Regions from separate parts of the Homo sapiens genome. Here region 1 is linked to region 2. Evidence: chromatin contacts called from ENCODE Hi-C or POLR2A ChIA-PET data. All regions are on one chromosome and are shown on one strand. Each heading gives the region's core, a stretch centred on a gene start or an enhancer-like site at or near the end of the contact. The rest is flanking DNA. Distances are from core to core; before and after follow the strand shown.

Region 1 (2,905 bases), core at 101-2,600, 210 kb before region 2:
TTCCTTATTGACTACCTTTTAGCTGAGTGAGGACTCGGTATTTCCCAAGTATCCTTCTAGCTCAGAAAGCAAGTCTCTTCCTGGTCTCCAGGACTTAAGGTCGGGGGCATTTGAGAGACCTATATTTGCCCGGGAAAGATCTCTTGAAGAGTATACATTATTTTTGTCTTCCTGGTTTTATCTATACATTTCCAGGGCAAAGACAAATTAATAGGGCGGCCGTTCTGGGACCTGAGGAGTGTCTCAGCCCTGTACGCGCCTCTCCCACGATATGCATAATGGCGGTGGGGGCGGGGGTGTCCTCCTTAAGGGCAACCCAGGCACGTCCCAAACTTCCATTCGTGGGGTGGCCGTGGTGGTTAAGAGAGCTGCCAGATGGTCGGACCAGCGGAGGCCCCAAGAAGAGCCAGAGCGCCCTGTATTCCCGACACGCGCCACAAGTGGTTTAGGAGCGGAGGGAGGAGCGCTGCGGCACGGGTCGGGCCGGTCGGGCCGGGCAAAGAAGGCCGAGACGTGCTCCTGGAAGACTCGCCCTCCGGTCCCGGTGTCACTCGTTCCCCATTCTTTCCTCTTCTCCAACTAGAGTAATGACGCCCAAACCCGCACCTATGCGCGCAGGCAATCGGGTGGGTGGACGCGCGGCCACCAAACCCACAGCACCGTCACCAACCCTGGGAGGGCACGGCCGGGATTAGGAGGAGGGGGAGCGCCCACACCTGGGGAGGCAGGTGCGGAGGCGGCCGGCCCGGGGACCTCGAGTGCGTAGGACTCGGGGTCGGGGTCGGGGTCGGCAAGCCGGGCGCTGTGAGCGCGTCGGAGCGCTGGCCCGGAGCCTGGCAGGGGGCGTCTGTACCGGCTGGGCAGCCCGGGGCGGTGGCGATGGCTGGCGGCGGCGGCGGGGTGTGCGCCAGGAGGCCATTTCCTCGCTGCGCCCCTGGCGGAGCCGGGTTTGCCTGCTCTTGGCCGCCGCCGCCACCGCCGCGCAAGTCGGACAGCCGTGAGGGCTGGAGGGGAAACCAGGTCACCGGTTCGCAGACGCGGCGCGGAGCAGGCGCCCCGGGCCCGGAGTAAGACAGCGCCCGGGAAGCGGGCCGGGGCGGGCCGGGCACGCGGGGGACCCGGAGAGGCGGGGACTCTGGTGCCCCAGCCGCAGTAGCTTCCTACGCCTATAAAAGTGGAGAGACCGGGGAGGTGCGGCGCGGCCCTGGCTGCGGCCGCCTCTCTTCGCCCAAGGAGTTGACATTTTGCAGGACTCGCGCGACGCCCAGTCGCCGGCGCTCCCCGGGACCCCGCCGCCGGGAGGAGGGGGCGGAGGAGGGTGGAGACTGCGGGGCTTGGCCAAGGAAGGCGCACATCCTCGGGCGGGCGGCCGTGACGCGGCGGGGATTAACTTTGCATGAATAATGTGAGTGCGCTTGGAAAAGAGACCTCCTGCTCCGCGGGCTCGGGGCAAGAGCCCGCAGGCTACCTTCCCCGGGCAGGGGCGCTCAACCCAACCGGCTCCAGGGCACTGGTAATTTGGCTAGAGGACCGCGCGGAGGCAGCGGGGTGAGAGGAGGAGGGGGCGACAGTTCCAACTGTCCACAGGGTGGGCGGGATGGTGACGGAGCGTCGCAAGAACCCGGAGGGGTGCGGGCGGCTAAGCCGAGCGCGCGCGGGCGGGCAGGCGGGTGAGCGTGGGTGGTGGGGGTGTCATCAGCCTGATTACCTGCCTCCGCGGGGCTTCTGCGCCCCGGATCTGGGAGGAGGTGCCCTCTCGTGTTCGGGCACCGCGCGGCGGCAGGCTGGGAGCTACGGAGTGGACAGTGGTGGAACAGGGTGGCCGGGCTCTGTTCCAATCGCAGCGGCTCTGTTCCTCAAACCCCAAGCCCAGCTGTTGACATGTTCCTTGTGAAATGGAGTTTGGCATCCTCAGCGCCGAACCCAGTGGAAGTTTCCATGATGAGGAAGTTGTGTGACATGGGGGTTCGGAAAAGGTTGGCAGGCCAGGGGGGAGGGTTAAAGGGACTGTGGGTCTCCCATCCCCCCTTTTTCGCCTGCCCCGGAACTCCCGGGCTTGGAAAGGAGAATTATCCTGGATGTTGGCGTGCGCCGTGGCCGGTGCCTGGCGACTGGGCTTCTCTCCGCCTCCTGGGGGCTTGGCGGGGATTTCGCTAGCCTCCTGGGTCGCGCTCCTTCGCTTTGCTTCTCTTGGCGCAGCATCTTCCTCTGGGTCTCCTCGAGTTGGTTGTGATACCAATTGTGCCAACTGTGTGACCTCCACCCCCTCGGAGAAGGACTCATTTGGGGGAATTTTCATTCTTAGTGGATTTTGCCCTTCTTAGCGGCAGTTGTCACTTTGGGGGAGGATTTCCCAATGACCATTGTGGGATTATTATTAGTGTTAATTCTTAAGCCTTCTTATTTATTTTAAGGAGGGGGAGGGAGAAAATGAGATGAATTTTTTTTAAATGTACAAGTTTCCCCAAATGGAAAATTTTAAAAGAAGGATCTAGAAACATAACAATTCATAAAGTGAGTCAAAGAAAGGAAAGAGTTTGCATGAACAGCCAAGTTCAGATTCTCCATTCTCCTTTGTCCACATAAATTTAGAATTTTTGAAGATTCAAACACTGTGTAATCAGTAAATATATTTGAAATACCTTCTTCCTCAGCACATTATTGGTCTTGGGTACTAGTGAGATTCAGTTTTAAAGACCTGTGTGGAAGTTCAAGAAATTAAGCATTCCTTGCACAGTGTATTAATATCAAGCACAGCAGTTTATATAATGATAAATGTATTAGGTAATGTAGACCTGTTGGGCAATCTTCACATTATTTGGCTTTAGTTTAGTATGCTTATTTAAATTGTAAGAATGTATAGCATGCAATGCACTGCAAAGAAATAAAAATTGCATTTTAACGT
Region 2 (3,152 bases), core at 200-2,699:
GCCAAGTGGTATTTTAATTTTCACGTCATTTCTGAAAGGCAACTTGTATTTTAGTTCTTGGTCCCTCCCTCCTCAACTCCAAAAAAAGAAAAGACTGATAGAGGGATAGATAGGTAGATGGGTAAGTGGATGAGTAGACACTGATGAACTTGCTATTTACCTGAAGAAAAAAAAATGGAATGCAATCTCTTTGAAGGGAAAACTATATAAAATTGCCATTTTTGTAGGTTAAAATGACTGAATGTTGGCAATTTTTTATGTTTTAACCTAAAAGAATATGCATCCAAGCACATTTGAACTTGTGTTTGTCTTTACTAAACATTTAGAAATTTGTGATACAGTTTATGAAACATCTTTCTCATAGTGAAGTTGTCTACCTAAAGATCTTGTTGGTGCTTTAAATCCTACGTGTTTCATTTCTTTAAAAATTCCTTAGTATTCATGCAGCTAATAGGCAGCAGTAATGAAGCCCTCGTCTGTCCACTTGCCAGCCTTCCCATTTGGCCAGCAAGCTCTGGCTTGAAACCCCACACTGGGCTCTTGTCCATTTTTCATGAGGCTCCTCATCCCCTCCCTCTTCTTAGCCAGCACTCTGGACAACAGTCAGAAATCAGAAGGGCTTTATTTCCTTAAGCAAGTCACTTCTTTCAGTGTTTCTGGCATTGCTTTGGTGCAGTGGCTTTCCAATTGATGACCACAGCCCACAGTAAGAAATACATTTTACATAACGACCAAGCATACAAATGGTGTGTGTTTGTAAATCAAACAAAAGTTTCACAAAACAATCCTAACTCTTAAGAAACGCAGTGAACTGACGCTTTCCAGTCTACTTCATTTCATTTTTTAAAAGGCACTGCTTGCTACCCACTAAATTGATTTCACAACCCACTTATGTGTTGGGACCCATAGTTTGAAAAACACTGCTTTAGTGTACTTGATTCAACCCGGGAATTTTAAGTCTTGGCAGTCAATCACAGGCTTGCTTATATCGGCAGAAAAAGACAGGACTATTCATTGCTGGGAACACGGTAAAAACATCCTTTGGCAGCCTTCAGAAAAATTTTTTAATAGCAGTGGAAATAAACAGGTATTAAATCTATTAATGGAGGACAGCCTCAGCCAAAAAATAACAAGGGGTTAAAAAAAAAGAGCAGTCACATACTCACAGAAAGTAGACAGAATCCTGCAGAACCTAGTTCTAGAATTTTGTGTCCAAGCACAACTCTCAGCTGAGAACAACAGGTTAGCCTATTTTCTAGGTAGTATGGAATGTGTAAATAGTTCAGATGTAGACGGTGGAAAACTCACAATGTTGGTTTAGAAATCCTGGCTCTGCAGCTGCCAATCATACTTCATTTCTTGTTAAGGCCAGGAACTGAGACTTCTCTGGGCTTCCAGCCACTGGCTGTCTTCATCCACATCTTGGCCTTCACCCAGCCTTCCTTTTACTACCTTGGGTCACAATTTGTCCTGCTCCGGCCACTTGGTAGAAAACTTGCCTTCTATATTTGGGACAGAATAAAAGATGCTCTTAAAACCTAGAGGAAGTCACGTATCAGGTGCTACTGGTATCATGATGTGTTAATGTACCAAATCAGAATCCTATTCAGTGCAACTTTGGAACCACAGCTTTTGTGAAGCTATAATGTGGAGAAAATCCAAGACAAGTGCACAGTAAATTCTGTGCTTGGCAGTGTTCACTATTTATATGAGTAAATGTTGTTCCTTTCTCTTCTTGGCCTTTGGCTACTGGTGTTTCCTTTTAAAGTTCATGCCAAAGTAGGGTGGGAATTTATCATTTGACAATAGAAAGTGAACTGGATCTAATCAGTCCAGGAGCCTACATTTGAATTGTGTTCCTACAATGCAACATCAGGTTCTGCCTTCAAACTTTCCTGCTCCCCACATCATCCCAAAAACATTTTAAAGGCCATCAAAAGAATGCTGTCATAATAAAGATTCTCAAACATTCTCTAGAATTGCAGAAAGCTGGGACAACGCTCCTGTTGAAAGTTAGTTTTCTTCTCTCCCTTTCAAGTTGACCAGGAAGAGCTGGAAGAGCATTTTTCAGGATATCAGAATCCCAGAACAACTCTCATCTCACTTACAAACTAAAGGACAGTGGCCTCATACAAGTTATGCTTCACTAGAACTGATTTTCTTCTTCTCTAGGCTGGGAAAGCCACTCTTGGCCTACATTGCTCATAAAATGAATGAAAGTTTAAATAAAATAATGCACATAAAAATACTGTGACAAACATACAGTCCAACTGCAGGTTCTTTTTCTGTTTTTGATCAATCAAGACCTAAATTGAAGTCTTTTAAGTCCTTGTAGCCCTAGGAATCTGATTTTTAAGGTAAATGTGCAGGTCTCAGATCTGCTTAAAGGAGAGTGGGTAAAGCTGAAGGCGCTGGGTAGGGGACGAACAGAGTTATTCAGTGGCAAAGGAAAGAATATGAAAAGGAAATGTGTGTAAGATATCTATGTAGAACCCACTGCATTGGGTCTGCAAGTGGTGGTAGATATTCTGAAACTCTGCAAAAGCCTGGATTTCCACAAGCTTTGGGGCCTTCAAAAGGTTGCTTGAGTACCTATCTGTGAATGTTAAATTTTATTCCTTGGAATTTACCCAACTTCAACTTCTGTCTAACTTGATCTTCAACTTCTTACTTTACACAAGCACATCTCACTTAAAAGTGAGAAGGGTCATTTTAAGCCCCACTCTCGTGTTCCTCTTGGAACCCCATGCCGCCCAGGCTAACGGTGAGAAAATGTAGCACATGCCCTTCTCATTGCCACATGCTTGCTCCTCAGAGAAATAAAGGTAAAGAAAGGTATTAAAAAAATAGTGTTTTCATAGAAGGAGATGTTGCAATGAGAAAACTTTGACATAAAATTTCTATTTTATCTAGTCATACTATGGTTACTGGGCTTTGAAACTGAGTTTCAACATGAATAAACAAAGCTGCTAGTGAAATGCGTCGAGCTTGAATTGAGTGTCCTCAGCCTAAGAGTGGATCAACATTCTTCAGCTATATCTACAAGCCATCTAGCTGTTTGTCCAAATGCAGATTTTTGAGATGTTTGGAGAAGAACCTAACAGTTGAGGCTGAAATCTTAAACCATATGCATTAAGTCTCTTATGTACAAA

The links. Hi-C counts contacts between places; a loop is a spot of excess contacts on that map. ChIA-PET counts read pairs that join two places held with the same protein, here RNA polymerase II (POLR2A). Pooled maps may share reads with other maps.
Region 1: a loop to region 2 is called in a pooled map, with 2.3 times the contacts of the local background. The contact joins the promoter of THRB here to the enhancer-like site in region 2. A Hi-C loop is called at or near these places in 3 of 168 maps with a recorded cell type or tissue (PC-3, sigmoid colon and tibial artery) and 7 of 50 pooled maps. POLR2A ChIA-PET finds 5 or more read pairs at or near these places in 2 of 52 experiments (HepG2 and K562).

Annotation. Positions count from the first base shown.
Region 1 is chr3:24,493,295-24,496,199 of GRCh38, reverse strand. THRB (thyroid hormone receptor beta) reads left to right here and starts at 1,350. Exons shown (of 11, transcript NM_001354712.2): 1 at 1,350-1,548. It overlaps THRB-AS1 (THRB antisense RNA 1), which reads right to left and starts at 2,113. Exons shown (of 2, transcript NR_046244.1): 1 at 1,709-2,113.
Region 2 is chr3:24,286,473-24,289,624 of GRCh38, reverse strand. The region is part of intron 3 of THRB (thyroid hormone receptor beta); the gene reads left to right. Among named protein-coding and RNA genes, the nearest start is that of THRB-AS2, 140 kb to the right of the region's middle. Within about 2 kb of position 1,449, at least 12 of the 41 ENCODE cell types and tissues checked have a DNase peak (open chromatin) inside an H3K27ac peak, as active enhancers do; they include tibial artery, where a contact is called at or near this core.